Regions from separate parts of the Mus musculus genome. Here region 2 is linked to region 1. The links are chromatin loops, found by intact Hi-C in ENCODE. Cell type or tissue: gastrocnemius. All regions are shown on one strand. Each heading gives the region's core, and the rest is flanking DNA. Links, peaks and the distances in the headings are about the cores only.

Region 1 (8,343 bases), core at 113-8,112:
CATGTCTTTTATTCCAGCAAAGCTTTACTTAATAAAGCTACTGGCATGGCTTTCACTCAAGCAAAACTTTACTTGCAAAAGCTGGCTGTGGATGGATATGGTACTAAGGCTGTCTTTTGCTGACCTGTATACTAGTTTTCAACATTCTTCCCTCAATTTCTTACATGCCTGTGCTCCTCTTCCATCTGAACTATGGGAAATGCATGGGCCAGGGTGACAACTGGTGAGCAGTGAGCAGCAGCCCTAAGGACAATGGATGGTATCAGGGAGCAACCACCATTCCATTCATAATCTTCATGCCAGCAATAATAGCATCATGGATCATCTATAAAGTGTTCCCTGTATACTCAGGTAGTTTATTCATACTCTGCTCTGAGGTTTTCTAGAAAAACCATATTAACAGGCGAGGATGCTGATGCAAAACAAGAAGCACTTGATAGAAAGCAGTGAGTTCCCAAGCAGAACCTAAGCAGTCTGACTATCTGCACCGTCACTGTGTCTAGGAGTAGGGGTCCTGAACACCACGCTTCCTGTCCATTTGTGGACAGTTCTTTCACTCTACTCTTTCTGTCAACAGTGTGCATTGTTTTGTTCAGGAAGATGGCACTGTGAATGTTGGAGTAAAGTGGCAGAAAGCTGTGTAGCCCTGTTGCCTAATTCAAGGCTATGCTGTCATGAGGTCATTTTCATCCAGCAAGACCTCTGACAGACTTCTGATCTCCAGAAACATAATAAAACTTTATGTTGTTGTATACTAAACTTATGGTGACTTGTTACAGGATCCTGACAAAATTGGCACACTGACCTAAGCTAGACAAGTTCCTTATTGTCTCTAGGTGAACATTTCATCCAACAGCTTCCCTCAACCTTAGCACTAAAATCTTTGTTTCCTACCTAAGAAAGATGTCCTATATACTGCAATCATGCTTAACAGCATTCATGACTTCAACCTACTAAAAGCAGCAACAATCTCCCAGTTGTGGCAACCAAACCATCCCTAGACATTACTAAACACCCTTGGAGCCAAAAAACTAGAACTATAGCCATTGCGCGCATACACACACACACACACACACACACACACACACACTCTCTCTCTCTCTCTATCTGGATTCATCTCCAACTTTTTAAACTTTACATCCTAGAAGGAGCCTCCCTCAACTAGCCTAATTCCTCACCCAACTGTCTAGAGGTTACACACTCTGCCCAGAATCTAATGGCTCCTTCAACAAGCAGGTACTGTTTCAAATTTCAACAAGACTTTCCCATGCTTACTCTACATTTCTTATTTTCTCCTTAAAATTTTCCATAGTCAACATAATGCCTATTTATCTGTGACCACTCACTAAAAGGTTAATTCCTTTAAGGCAAGTTTTGTTCTTTTGTTCTTCAACTATCCAAAATACCACTCTGAAGAAAGGCCCAGCAAACACTTGCTGATTCACTCTTTCAACATTGACAAGTCTCATTCTTTCTTACATGTGGTAATATGCAGATTTAGTTCTGTTTACCTGTTTCACATCTAGCCTTTGTACAGCAACCAGACTGCTTCTTTCTTGATACAGTGTCACCAGGCTAGCCTTGACACTGCCTTTGCCTCCTGAGTGCTGGGATTGCTAGCATGCATGCACCACTATACCAAGCTCTGGTCTCCTTTATGACCCAATAACATTCCTCATGCTTTGCATGTGTTTACAGAACATATGCAAATAAATTCATTCAGTATACCCAAAACCAGATTATTATTCCCATTTAACAGAAGAGAAACACAGACTGCCTGAGTCAATTTGCAAAAATTGCAAGATCCAGGAGTACAAATCCAGTCTTGCCAACAATGGAACCAGAGTCACACATAAATACGTAAGACTTAGAGGATAGGCCCAGGTTCAGGAAGGTGACTGAGTGCAGCATGAACAATTCTATATAAAAGGAAAAGCAGAGGGCTGTAGCACAGTGCCACAATAGCCACACCCCCAAAATAATTGCTAACATTTATAGAGCCTTTACATACAGCCAGTTTCATTTTACTACTTTTCCTCGGCCACCGAGGGAAACCAGGACTATTATTAGCCGCTATTTGTAGAAAACAGAAGCCAGGGGCGATGAAATAATGTGCACACAAGGTCATCCTCAGGTGAGAGGATGCGGCCTTGAGGTCTGACCTCTTTTTCAAATCCAAAGCAGTCCGACAACTCTGGGGTCCTGGCTCATTCTTCTCCCATGAACCAGAACTATCAACTCTCTTGGCAGGCCGGCTTGGGACCAGGTCGGAGAACAGGTGGGTCTGTGCACGTTACCCACCCCAGCTACGGCTAGTTAAATCTCAGGAGAGGATACTTTCACCGCCTCCTTCCTCCTCCTTCAGGAGAGCTAACCCAAAATACAAGGTGGAGGTCGGTGAAGAATGGACAGAAATCTCGGTATCAGTCCCCAATCCCAATATCAGTCCCCACTCCTTCCAGTTAAAACGAAAACATTAAAAGCAATGGGAACTCTACCCGGGTCGCCAGGACCCCTGAGGGTTTCTACTCAGCAGGTCACGCGCCCCCGCCGATTCTCTACAAAGAGCCATTCTGAGTCCGCCGCCAATCACCGACTGGCAGGCGGCAACAAGACCGCCACCCTATCTCGGGCCGCCCAGGCCCAGATCTGGGGCGGCCGCGCGCACTCAGGTAGGACCCTCGAGGCTTGCCCTCCGCTTGGCCGGGCACCCAATGAAGGCTGCCATCTCATCGAACCTTGCTATTAAGAAAGATGAGACCTGAATTCTGATTGGCTGCCGCTGCTTTCCGCCACTCCCGGAGAACCCGGAGCCATCGCTCCCACATTCCGCGAAGATCCCCGTCCCCGATCTCCCCCACACACTCTAACGGAAGGATCCCCGTACCTGAACGTCCTCATTGCGGAGTTCATCTATGAGCACCGCAATAGGATAGAGCGAATCGTCACCGTCGGCAGCTGCCATCTTGGCTCCCTGGCGTTTCTATCAGGCAGCAGCGAGCTCCAGGCGGAATCCGGGATCGGGCGGGGCGGTGCCGGGGAAAGGACGCAAAGCGGACGTGGGGGCGCCCGAGCCGCCCTACAGGGGCCGTCCCGCCGCCATTGCCGCACAAGCTCGCGTCTGTTTGGTCTGAACCAACCAAGTCCCGCCTACTTCTCATTCACCATTGGCCGGACGAATGAGATGTTTTTCCCGAAGGACGAGAGGAACCGGAAGTGAAGTATCTTAGTGACCAAGATTGTGCCCGCCTACGTCGCTGCTAGCAACCACGGGAACAAGCAGGTCTAGCTGCCAATGAGAGTCGAGGGTGGGAGGTGGCTAAGATGGCCCCTTGGGGAGAGGCGGAGAAGACTTAAGCTGGAGTCTTGGGAGCTATGCGTGACGTAATGAAGGACATGCTTGTCTGGTTCTGCTATACCGGTCTCTGTAAAGGAGGGACTCCTAAGTAGGGAGATTTGCCTTGCTTGGTTTCTAGGATGCGGTTCTGGGGCTCTTGGCGTTCAAGGCTTTATTACCCACCCCCCTTACCCGGAAGAAATAGAGCGGCCAGAGCGAGTCTTCATCCTGCCGGGGAGCTTCTAGGTAGCTAGTAAAAAATGAACAAGGTCGAAAGTTTTTTGAGGATGGACCTCTGCCTCATAATGAGCTTGGGCGCTGTGATTCACTTAGAAGGCGAATATAAAACTATCACAATCCTTTCTCCTTAAGGTTGAAAATATGAAAGGGAAGAAGGTGGGCATAGCGGGGTTGTTAGATGCTATCAAGGTTGTTAAAGCGTGGCTATTTCTATACTTGATTTTTGTTTTCTCCTTTCGACTCCCCTCGCCTCTCCCCTCCTCCATCATCCTCCCCCCCACACCTCCATTCCTCCCTTCCCCCTTCTTCCTCTCCAATTAGAGAGAAAATTGAGAAAGCACCCTCACAGAGAGTGGAAATAAACAAACAAACAAACAAACAACCCCCCCCCCCTCACAGAGAGTAGGCGTTCCTAAGTAATGATGCAGATCACATATCTCTGGCCCTGAATAGGAAACACTTGGTCTTGTGATAACGAACAGAAGGCATAGCCATGTGTGAAAGTGCACATGCTTTCAATCATGAAACTCAGGAAGCAAAAACTTGTCATCTTTCTGAGATTGACATCATCTTGGTCTACATAGTGACCTCCGGGCCAGTCAAAGGTCTATGGTGTAACCCTCAAAAGACAGCCATACCATTGCCTCATCCCATAAGAGTTAATCCAAATGGTCTGGCTTAGAAACTTCAGTTTATACGCTACCTCACTAAAAGAGTTTGGCACAATGGTACCATTGTCTATTCTTTGTGAGTGTATTTTCTTTTATGATCTCTCTGGCCATTCTTCAGTTTCTTTCCTTTATATGAACTCTTCTATACTGTACTTTATGTGTTTCTGAAACCAATCAACAGAAAACTGGGGAACTCAGGAGAGGCTATGGAGAGGAATTCCAAACAGTGCCTTCTTGGACCATTTTTGATTTAACAGATCTTTTGGAAAAAACATCCTCTTGCCTGTCTCCTCTCCTTTCAGATATAGTAAAGTTTTCTAGTCTTACTTTGAACTGCCCTAGGTTAAACATTGTAGGAAGCACTGGATTTCTTAACAAGTACAAGAAGAGGGTAAGTTTAATTAATTAGTACTAGGTTGTGATTGGTAATGGGCTTACTGGCATTTCTAATCAATTTATGTGAATTATGAAAACTAAAAAATAAGGTTTTATTTACTTTTTTGATTTTAAATTTGTATCCTTTATCTCTTATGCTGAAAAACACTAAATTTTTAGTGACATTGACATAGTCATATTTATGATTAATGATTACATTTTAGGATATTATGAAATAGTAAATGTTATTCAGTTATGCCGTGGGCAACACAGCTGGACATCAACAGGGCCTAGCAAGGAAGGTAATTGGAGACAGAGACACAAGACTCTAGGTTCAGTTTAAGAATGGACAATTTTTTGGAGCTGTGACGAAAGGATGGACCATCTAGTGATTGCCATATGCAGGGATCCATCCCATAATCAGCTTCCAAATGCTGACACCATTGCATACACTAGCAAGATTTTGCTGAAAGGACCCAGATATAGCTCTCTCTTGTGAGACTATGCCGGGGCCTAGCAAACACAGAAGTGGATGATCACAGTCAGTTATTGGATGGGTCACACGGCCCCCAATGGAGGAGCTAGAGAAATTACCCAAGGAGCTAAAGGGAACTGCAACCCTATAGGTGGAACAACAATATGAACTAACCAGTACCTGGGAGCTCTTGTCTTTAGCTGCATATGTATCAAAAGATGGCCTAGTCGGCCATCACTGCAAAGAGAGGCCCATTGGACTTGCAAACTTTATATGCCCCAGTACAGGGGAATGCCAGGGCCAAAAAGGGGGAGTGGGTGGGTAGGGGATTGGGGGGGTGGGTATGGGGGACCTTTGGGATAGCATTGAAAATGTAAACGAGGAAAATACCTAACAAGAATAAAAAAAAAGAATAAAAAAAAAGAATGGACAATTTTTATTTTTCCCATTGTTTATATAATGTTTAGCGCATAGCTGGAAATTCCAAGCAGAGTTTGAGAAACAGTCTTTGGGCCCACTATCTATATTCTGTCTTTTATATTTCACTGCCCTTGTTGGCATCTTTTACCCCAGAGGACATGCCTGCTACATTTTATCTCTTGCTTACAGTTTTTCAGTCAGAAGACTACATCTGGATCATTGTTTGTGCTTGAGAAAAGAACTATAGACTATCTGGACCAAGCACAATTACATGTAGTATATAATAGAAATACATGTTACATAGGTTCTTTATATTAGGAAATTAGGTTAAAAAGCATATTATTATTGGTTTCAATGGTTAATAGAGTTATTAGTCATCCTACCAGTTCTTGTTTAATGTGTCTGTTTTGTTTTGCTTTTTTAAATTATTTATTTACATCCCAAATATTTCCTCCCTGTTGGTCCCCCATCACAGAGTTTTCCCCCAACCCCCACTCCCTTTTGCCTCTGAGAGGGTGACCCCCAGTGATCCTTTCCCACTGAGGCCAGACAAGGCATCCCTTTGCTACATGTTTTGAGGGGGAGGGGTGGACCATCCTATGTATTCTCTTTGGTTGGTGGCTTTATCTCTGGGAGCTTCCCAGGTATCCAGGTAAGATGATACTGTTGTTCTTCCTATGGGGTTGCCATCTCCTGCAGTTCCTTCAATCCTTCCTATAATTTTTTCCATAGGGGTCCCCGACCTCAGTCCAATGCTTGGCTGTGAGTGTCTATATTTGTATGAATCAGCTGCTGGCAGAGCCTCTCAGAGGACAGCTATATTAGGCTCCTATCTTCAAGAACAGCGTGGCATCAGTAATAGTGTCAGGATTCGGTGCCTGCCTATGAGTGGATCCCATGTTGGGCCAGTCACTGGTCGAGCATCTCTATAGTCTCTGCTCCAATTCTTATCTTGCATTTCTTTTAGAAACAATTTGGGGCTGAAAGTTTGTAGTTGGGTTGGTATCCTCATTCCTCAACTGGGGGTCCTGGCTGACTACTGGAGATGGTCCTTTCAATATTCCATATTCCCACTGCTGGACATTTTGGCTAAGGTCACTCACATTGTGTCCTTGGAACCTCCTGCATTCCCCACTATTGATTCTTTTACTTCCCTTACTACATTCATAGTAAACTCATACATTCAAACCCTAAAGCACAGCTATCATAGATTATTCTCCAGACAGTGCTGAGTAGTTCCACATGAAATAGTATTTCAGGTGTGTGTATTTACTGTGGTGAGAGGATGGAGGTGGGAATTTGGAGGCATAGAGAAGAAAGGAAATGAATTCCTCTTCTCAGATATATCTAGATTTTTGTCAAGTTGACAAAAACTAGCTATGATACCTCAGCACCATCTAAAATTGAGTGTACACAACCAGCCATCCCAAAGGTAGATAGACAGACACAGAATCAGAAGTTAAAAGGTTATCTTTGGCCATATATTCAAAAGGCAACCTGGCTAACATGAGAACCTTGTAAGTGGAGAGGGGTAGACAGAGAACATCCTGCCTGTTTAGCTTGAACTCATTATGGATAACTTCCTGTTTTGTTTTGTTTTGTTTTGTTTTGTTTTGTTTTGTTTCTGTGCCACCCATATCCATAATATGTGAGGATATTATTTTTTTCCATAGCTGTCCTTAATATGTCTCTGCCAGTATCTGTCTAGGATTCAGAGCATTTTTCTGTCTTCGTCTGGGAAGACTCTTCCTGCAAGTAGATTGCAGTTAACACAGAGATCTGTAACTGGACAATGTGCAGAACTTGAGAGACTCTGGAACACTCAGTTCTAAGTGAGATGTCTTTACCAAACTCCTCCCCTCAAAGCTCAGGGATCTATATGGAAAAGGACCCAGAAAGGGCAGAAAGATTGTAATATCCACAGGAAATGAATAACTCCAAAGAAACAGTATCTTCCAGATACAATAGGCTAATGAATGTGTGAACTCACAGAGACTGAGACAGCATGCACAGGACCTGCACAGGCTCAAAGTCCTAGTACTGAGAAGGAAAAGTGGCACAAAGTCCCACCCCCAAGCTCTTTGCAAGTGATGCCTCCTGGGAATAGTTGACCAAAACAAAATAGACTCCATGCTTTTTGACTTGTCTTTCTAATTCTTTTTTTTCTGTTTCTTTGGGGTTTTGTTTGGTTTGTGTTGAGAGAGGGAAGAGGTGATGCCATCTGTTACCAAATAATTTGTAATAAGTCTACCATGTATATTTTCATATGCATGTAAAAAATGATAGCTGCGTACAGTATGTCTCAGCAGGTGGCAGGAAAAGCAGGAAGAATAGTGTTGGCTATATGGATGTGTTTATGGGCACATGATATTAATTCCCTAGACCATGGACTATTACTGTGCCATGTGTCCTGCCCTGCACAGATACAAATACTATGTAAATGTCACAGGATAGTGTGTAATACAATTTAGGAACAGTGAGTCATTGTGCATTTCAGACAATGTGTAGCAATTTCCTCTGAGTTGAAATGTTTGCTGTTTCAAGGCTCAGGGAAGCTCCTGAGACTCAGGAGGTGAACAAACTTGACAAGATTAACTACTGCCCCTCCTCAGGGTTAGAGAAGCATTAAAAAATTGCTGGAGGAATTGGCTCTGACTAGACCAACTCAAGTCAAACATTCTGACCTGTGGTGCCACCTACAAGCCATGCAGAAACTCCATGGTTGCAGCTTTAGTGAAATGAAACTCAGGTTGGGGTGGGAATTTTAGTGATACAGATGCATTTATTCATTCCTGCTCTTGAGAATACCCACCCCCTACTCCCCC
Region 2 (8,343 bases), core at 81-8,080, 640 kb before region 1:
TGTTCCTGTCTCAGGACAGGTCATGATGAGGAATGTGCTTTTAAATGCTCTGCCTGAAGATCATCCTAAAATGCATACACTGAGTCAATCTTCTCTGTATTTGGGCCTTGACATAATCTATTCTAACAGGCTCAGGTATGATTTTTAAACTATAATATTTAACACCACATGATTAAAAAGCAAAGGGGTAGGTATGGAAGGCAGAACTCATGAGTCCTTTTTAGGCAAAGAATTATGTTATTTTTCCACAGTAGCAAGCTTGTTAAGAATACTACATATTGATAATTTTAAGGGTAACATATAAATCAACTATATAGAGACAGAGATAGAGATAGAGATAGAGATAGAGATAGAGATAGAGATAGAGATAGAGATAGAGATAGAGATACAGATAGATAGCTATTGGGACCACTAACAAGCAGATGGAAAAATCTGCCTTAGCCGCATTTAACATGATAGAAACTTTTCCTGAGCATGTAAAAGAGCCATCTTAGACAAATAACAATTTCAGAACCCTACAGCTGCAAGGTAGGATTGAATAGCTATCATTCAAGTAAAAAGTAACTAGAGCAAAACCACGATGAGAGTATTTTTTTCATATCAAATGTCACTAACAACTTATTCACATCCATCAGTCAATGCCCATAAGACATTTGTAAGGATGCATTCCACATAATTCTACACAATGAGGTCAAGCCCAAGTGTTCTGCTAGGTGGGATGTTGTCTGAGATACAAACAAAAGAAAAGAAAAAAAGTAAAAAATACTGATCTCTCTACTCTGGAAAGTTACCACTGAACTTCTTAGACAAGTGTGTGATTCTCCTGAGATAAACAGATATGAGGTGCTAACAAACATGTAGACACATCAACACTAACATGATATTAAACACCAAAGAGAAATAAATACAAGTAAAATATAATCTCAGCCTACACTCAAGAACATCAGTTTCATGGCACAATTAAGCCACATATACCTGCCATGAAGGTAATGACCACCTGTTATAAAAAAAAGCTAAGTGCTTTCCTTCGTTCTACTTCTGTCACAAATTTTTTGGGGGTCTGGTGTTGGATTAGTACACAAACATATATTCGATAGTGAAAATATAAAATCACATCTGAGGCTCCAGAGCTTCTGTTCCTAGTGAATATTGATTGCATAAAAATGCATTGTGTTGTCTAGACTCTAGGTCTGCTGAATTGAAGTTTGTGATTTTGTTGGTCTGTTTATAACAATTTCAAAATAAATATTAAAAAATTACCAGGAGCAGAAAATTAAGGTCTTGTATCCAACTACAACACTTTTAGAAATAGACTGGAAATTACTACTGACCTTGGACATGTTTACTGGAGATTTAGCCATTTCTTTCTGTGTCTCTTCTTTGATTTTCTCTTTGAGGAAGAATGAATAGTTGGCTAGTGGTCCTTTAATATCAATGGGTCAAACTGGAAAAGTAAAATTAATACTGAATGTTGTTAAAAAAAAATCAATGGGAGATCACATAAAAAGGCCCAAGCAACAAAATACTACCTGGTGTCTGGTCAGTAATCCCAGAGCCAGGCGAGCACGGAAAAATATTTAAAACTTGGAGAGAAAAACACCAGCAACTATATTATTGCACTCAGAAAAATATTCTCTCGAAAGAGGGAGACAGAAGTGCATTTGAAGATAGTCATGAATTAACACAATTCATTTTACTAAAGCAGCATAGCACATAATAAATTAGAGGCAACACATACACAGGAGAATTTGAGAAATTATTTAGAAGAACATGGGAAATAATACATTTCATATGAAGAATAGATGAATACAGGAGAATAGGGAAGTAATCAACCAAACTCAAAGGTGCAAGCCATTCTTTCTCACATTAAAGAAAGAAGAATTCTACAAATATTCTAACCAGCAACAACATTTAAAAAAAACATAGGGAATAAAAACACTATAAACAAAATAATAGCCATTCTATAAATCAATATAAAGAATTGTCAGTTAAATAAACAAACCCACAGGTTAAATAAATCTCGTATGTAACCCAGTTCTTCTACTCCTTAGAATATGCTCAAAGGGCTCAACACCCTACTCCACAGATATGCGCTCAACATTGCACATTGACGCTAGAGTCATAACAGGTACCAAATGGAAGAACATAAATGTCCTCCAATTGAGAAGTAAAAATGTATATGTACACTAAAAAATATTATTGAAGTGTAAAGAAAATTGAAGTCACGACATTTGCAGGTAAATGTGTGGACTTAGTACAGATCACACTGAGTGGAATAAGTCAAACCCAAAAGACAGATACTGCATGTTCTCTTTCATAGAAAGTTCCTCCCTCCAAATCTTCAAATGTGAGTTCACAACCTGGAATAACTGCACTAACCAGAAAAGTAAAACTGGGAATGAACGATCTTAAGGAGAAAATGGAAAAAGTATGAGAGGCATTTATTTATAGAGAAGAGCAAGATATAAACACAGCAAGAGTAACATAACAGAAAAGATTTCTAAAAACTCATGAGAAATTATGGTATTATCCTACCATAACATATGTCTACCATACATATCAGTCTGGGAAAGCATACACATGTGAAGTGTAAATGAAACTTCCTTGGGCTGACAATGTTCTCTACACAAGCCATATATTTTCTACCAAACCACAGTCACACCACTGATTGTCAACAGACCACAAAATAAAAGACAACAGTTTGAACATTCCTGCTGGTGCACAACTTTAATGTGAGCACTGAAGAGATAGAGGTGGGTGGAAATCTGTGAATTCCAGGTCAGCTTGGCCTACATGGTGACTTCTATGTAACGGTTTGGCCATGTGTCCAAGTGTCCATGAGCAGAATGCTTTTGTTGAATCAGGAAGACAAGAAGATTGCAGATGCTTTTTTGATATAGTTGAGTTATCATAATTATTCACAAGATGCTTCATAATATTATTTCTATTATATGATACCTTTTAATTTTGTTCCTATCTCTCTTCCTTTCTTTCTTTTTTTCCTCCAAAACAGGGTTTCTCTGTGTAGTCTGGCTGTCCTTAAACTCTGTAGATCAGACTGGCAGAGAACTCCAAGATCTACCTGCTTCTGTTTCCTGAATGCTGGGATTAAAAGTGTGTGCCACCACCACAAACTGGTTTATAACATCCTTTCTAACTGTGAAAATACTGTGACCCGATTCCCTCAAAGAACATACTGTGATTTCCAGACTCTAATTTACAACATTAAGAACTCAGTACAAGACACATTTCTTTTTTCTTTTTTTCCTTTTTTCCCTCCTTTTCTTTCTTTCTGTCTTTCTTTCCTTCCTTCAATCCCCCCTCTTTCTTGTAGTTACTTTTTTTTTCTCCTTGATTTTTGAGACAGAGTCTTACCATGTAGCTCTGCCTGTCCTGAAATACTACATAAACCAGGCCAGCCTACAACTCATTGAGACCCAGCTGCCTTTGCCTCTTGAGTGCTGAGATAAAAGCAGAGCCTCATCAAATCTGGTTGCACACTTCTTACAACACTGTATTTACATCACAGATTACATACGTTTCAGATGGAAAATTAATGATGGATAGACAGTTTACTTTTAAAAGTTAGTATTTACATCCATACCTGTAGAACTCACAAACTGTATTTTAGATTCAATTAAATTTGCAGGAGTTCCTTTCATGACTCCTATCTAAAAGCTCTCAGGAAATCCAAGTCCCTAGGTACATATGCCACTCTCTTGAATAGGGAAGTGGTAGATCACAGATATTATAATGGATGATTGTAAATTTCAAGCTTTGTCCTTTCCACCACAGCAAAGAGACCGCGTTGCAAATATCAACAGATAAATTCAAATATTCTACTGGTTTATTCTTATAAGCATATCTAGCAGCCATAAGATTGATTTAGAAATAGTATTATTCCAGTTAATATTATTGAAAATTTATTGACAGCAAAAATTTAGAGAGCTGTCATCTTTATGAACAATAGAGAAAATGATCACTCTCTCCTCCCTTCCTGCCTGTTCCTGTAGTTCCTCTGATCTAGGAGGCTCATGGACCCAGTGCATCTATTCCCATCTATATGGTTGCAGACTGCTGAGTCTCCCAGGATGACCCACTTGGCACCTGCAGCTTAGGGAAGTGTTTGGTCCCGAGGTACCCCTACTCCCCCACCTCCTACCCCCACCCCCTCAAGTCCTCTGCAGTCAGGTCTCCACTATATGACTGCCCACGATGCAGCCCCCCCCCCCCCAAGAGCTCAGTACAAAATCAGGTTCTTGATACTTCTGTCTTTGACTCTTTAGTCCCACTGCCTATGAAAAACACACATTGTTTCCCAGTTTCCCTGGCTTCATTCCACTAACCCCACCTACACTATACCCTTCCTCTAAACTAGGCCAATATGCCACAGGGAGACTGATCCCTCCTACTCAGTTTCATGCTTCCTTCAACACAGGTTCAGCTGCCAAGCTGCCCTGTACTTGCTCTGCACAGCTGCGTGCTTGCTCCCAGCCTAGACTCAAGTGGATTGGGTAGGATGCTGCATCCCATTATCTGACCCCCATTGTGAGTTCTGAATCCTCAGATACCAGATAGGCAACCTCAGACCTTTATCTGACTATCAGCCTCTCGGTCACATACTGGATACCAAACAACAAAAGGCTAAAATCAGGTGCCAGAGTCCCATCCCCCAAAAACAAACACGAGAAGAAGGGAAAGGGAGCAATCTCATGTAGCCAGTGGTTGGCCCACAGCTATCAGCCCAGACCTGAACTCATCCCACTGTACTACTTTCACCACTAGATGGCGGTCTTGTCAGTAAACTAAGAAACAAGTTACACTTCTGTGACTCGTGCAAAAGTGAGAAAAAAAAACACAGTTTCTTCCTCTCTCTCTCTCTCTCTCTCTCTGTCTCTCTCTGTCTCTCTCTGTCTCTCTCTCTCTGTCTCTCTCTCTCTCTCTCTCTCTCTCTCTCTCCCCCCCCCCTTTCTTCCTTTCTTTGCTTCTAACGGAGTGGTAAACACTGAAACTCTTGGCTGTCCCAGATGCATAAAATAAGTAAGGTCTCAAAAAGTCACCTACACCATTCATCTCTAGCTGTGGAAACTCCAAGGAAGAAGTGGTTATGCAATAAGAAGGGAAAGAGGGGAAAGGCTAAGATACACCATTCTCTCGACTCCATACAACTATTGTAATCAGTAACCAACAACAACTGGGCTTTATCTGTACTGGCCTCACACAAGACCACAGTCATTCTAGGAAAGGGAACAACAGCTCACTTTACCTCTCAGACATTGGCTATGGATAGATTCAAGGAGAAGAGTCATGGCCTTTAGTTGTTATCCTGTGCTGAGCACATCAGGCTCCAAACCCACAGTCTCACAAATGGCTCTGGTTCTGAAAGAACCTAGTGGGGAAACCCCCACTCAACTCTCGATTCGGCGTGCACCCAAGAATCACAAACAGAACAGAACGCCTTGATGTAAATACACGAAGTAGTTTAATGACAGAGCTCCGGACCAACATGTATCTCACACAGGAGATAACAGATGTAGGCCCCAAGGCTCAAAAGTTAGGGGTTTTTATGGAAGAAAAAGGGATAGGGGTACGAGGAATTTCAACAAAGGTATGGGATTGGCTCATTCAATCATTAACAGAAAGATTACATGTCAGCAAAAGGGCATCAGGACTTTGTTCCTGTGGGCTGGGGGCTTATCTTTGTTCACATAGCAACTAGTTGATGTATGACTTTACCCCGCGTCAAGGGGCAATAGACAGAGGGGAGGTTCCGGCCAGATGGTGTTGACTCAGACAAGATAGCCCTGCTTGTGTCCTTGCATTCCTTCAGTTCATCTCTGGATTACAAGCAGTATGAATAGAGATGAACACAGTAGAGTGACTGTTGGAATTGTGGACCAGGATAGTGGAGAGGTAGGAGGTAAAAATGGGCAGTATTAAATGTGCCCATACAAATGCACATACACACATACACACACACATTCTGCATCCATATGCGTATGTTACACACATATGTATGTCAGTGTTAAATAGCTAATGATAGAAGTTTGAGAGGACCATTCATTCATTCAAGACAGGGTTTTCTGTGGAAATGTGTGTTTAAAGGCATGTGCTACTATGCCCAGCTCAAATACTGCTTTTCTTTTTTTCAGATTTATTTTTTTTATGCATGTAAGTACACTGTTGGTGTCTCCAGAGACTCTATAAGAGGCCATCAGATCCCATTATAGGTGGTTGTGAGCCACCATGATATTAAAAACTAGAGAATCGCTGGGCAGTGTTGGTGCATGCCTGTAATCCCAGCACTTGGGAGGCAGAGGCAGGCGGATTTCTGAGTTCAAGGCCAGTCTGGTCTACAGAGTGAGTTTCAGGACAGCCAGGACTGCACAGAGAAACCCTGTCTCAAAAAAACAAAAACAAAAACAAACAAAAAAACCAAAACCCAAAAAACTGGAGAATCAACTTTTGAAGTCAGTCTAGATGCCCCGATAAATAAATGAATAACTGAAAGAAAGAAAACTTCTATGTGACCTAATTACAGCACTAATGTGTGATATTATTCCTGTGGAAACAAGAACAATCATCTACTTATCCCAGATAAGGAAATAATAATAAATCAATGTTGGGGAACCAACAAAGTCCACCTTAACGAACCAGTGTGGTTTCTTTTTTAGTCGTGTTGTCTGCATTTATGTCTGTGTATGATATGTGTCCCTCGTCCTCGCAGAGGCCAGGAAAGGGCATTGTAGATTCTGGAGTTGAGCTGAGAGATTGAGCGCCCATGTGAGGATGCTGGGAAAATAAAGTGAATCTTCAAAGGAACACACAGTATTCTTAACCCCTGGGTCATTTGTAAAGCCCAGTGGATTACTGAGTTTTATTGGGGTGACTTATAAAAACGTGGGTGAGGGGGTTTCTGATAGAAACAGAAAGGATTCAATGATAGCTGCCACCTGTGAGAGTCATGGATAATAAAGATGGAAACCTGGGGATCAGTGCAGTTCCATGCATCTCACCTGAGTTGAGAAGTGATCTAATAAGCCACTTCCTCCATGAGCGTGCCTTGTGCTCCAGAGTCCAGGCAGCTTGACCAGTGTCTGCTTCATGGCTGGTCTGAGCATCTTCTGTAAAACTCATCTTGTATGACCCTGTCAGCGGTCCTTGCCAATTATGTAAGCTTGAGGCAGAAAGGCGATAGTGAATCTTGCCAGTTTCTGAGACTTCCTAAAACTATTAAGTTTCCTATTTCTGAGCATTGGGGAGAGTCTCTATAGGTTGGACAGTTCATGGCCCATTCACTCCCTAGCCTTTAAGGCATCCAGTTAATTTTCCTTTCCTATAACACCCTATTTTTCTACAGAGTATCCTTCAACATGAAAAGGTTCAACCTTAGAGAACTCTGATACACAGTAACCTATCTTGGTTACTCCCTATCAAATCCAGGGAGTTTCTATCTTACCAATGATCATTTGCCCATCATGTTCTTCTTGCTTTATTCACAATGTCTAGGCCTGCAATCAACTCAGTTATCCATCACCTGACACATAGGCAAATAAAAATTTTTTATAAAAATATGATATGTATCTATAGAACATGGTATATTATTCAGTTGTAAATAAAAATGAAAGTGTGAAATCTGGATGTAAATGTAGGCAATTGGAAAATATGGAGACTTCTGCCAACTAATCCCCAACAGTCAAACAGCACACATTTCCTCTCATATGTGCATCTTAGCTTTAATGTTTCTGTTTTATTTGTTGAAATAAGACTGCATGTAGATGCTAGGAAGTTAGAAATGGACCAATAGAGGGAGACTCAGAAAGAAAGAATGGATAGTAGGTTATGGATGATATGAAATTAGAGAAGGCGAATACTGGGGAAGAATGGTTCAAGTACACAGTGAAGTAGTGGAAAGGAGAAAGGGCTGCTGAGTGGTGAACCCAAAGGAGACGTCTATAAGGAAGATACATAGGCCCCTATCATTTTGCAAACAAACTAAAAAATTTATAATGACAGGATGGTATCACATGTGACATGAAAGAACTGGGCATAAAGTAAAACATGTTTTAAATATGAAACGGGGGATGGGGCAGGAAGAAAGGAGGAAGAATGGCTGGAGTAACCAAAAGGATATATGAAGTTTTATGAAATTTGACTATTTTACAAGTTAAAGAAAATATCACTTATAAGCCTTTTTGACAGAAGTATCCCACATGGGTAAATGATGCTCCTTCCAGACAACAGGGGTACTGAGTGAAACTCTCTACCAGGTACCTATTATCTGCCTAAGATTACTAGTCAAGGAGTCTCCAGAGGCACTCCAAACAAAAAAGGCCATTGCCA

Evidence for each region. Peaks named below come from ENCODE experiments on the same cell type or tissue, not always from the same donor. Only the 100,000 strongest peaks of a DNase experiment are listed, where the experiment ranks them.
Region 2: it touches region 1 in a loop (6-fold over the local background); 2 of 42 quality-filtered maps call a loop at or near these places.

Annotation. Positions count from the first base shown.
Region 1 is chr17:20,940,128-20,948,470 of GRCm38, reverse strand. Ppp2r1a (protein phosphatase 2, regulatory subunit A, alpha) reads right to left here and starts at 3,017. Exons shown (of 15, transcript NM_016891.3): 1 at 2,888-3,017. The coding sequence starts at 2,965. In gastrocnemius, for the core only: no CTCF peak of the experiment used is centred there; DNase peaks (open chromatin) are centred at 2,263, 2,757 and 3,163; H3K4me3 peaks cover 3,004 bases; H3K27ac peaks cover 2,959 bases.
Region 2 is chr17:21,576,131-21,584,473 of GRCm38, reverse strand. Zfp948 (zinc finger protein 948) reads right to left here. Exons shown (of 6, transcript NM_001002008.2): 4 at 1,332-1,444. The coding sequence starts at 1,361. Among named protein-coding and RNA genes, the nearest start is that of Zfp948, 13 kb to the right of the region's middle. In gastrocnemius, for the core only: a CTCF peak has its summit at 4,761 (motif pointing right); a DNase peak (open chromatin) is centred at 4,762.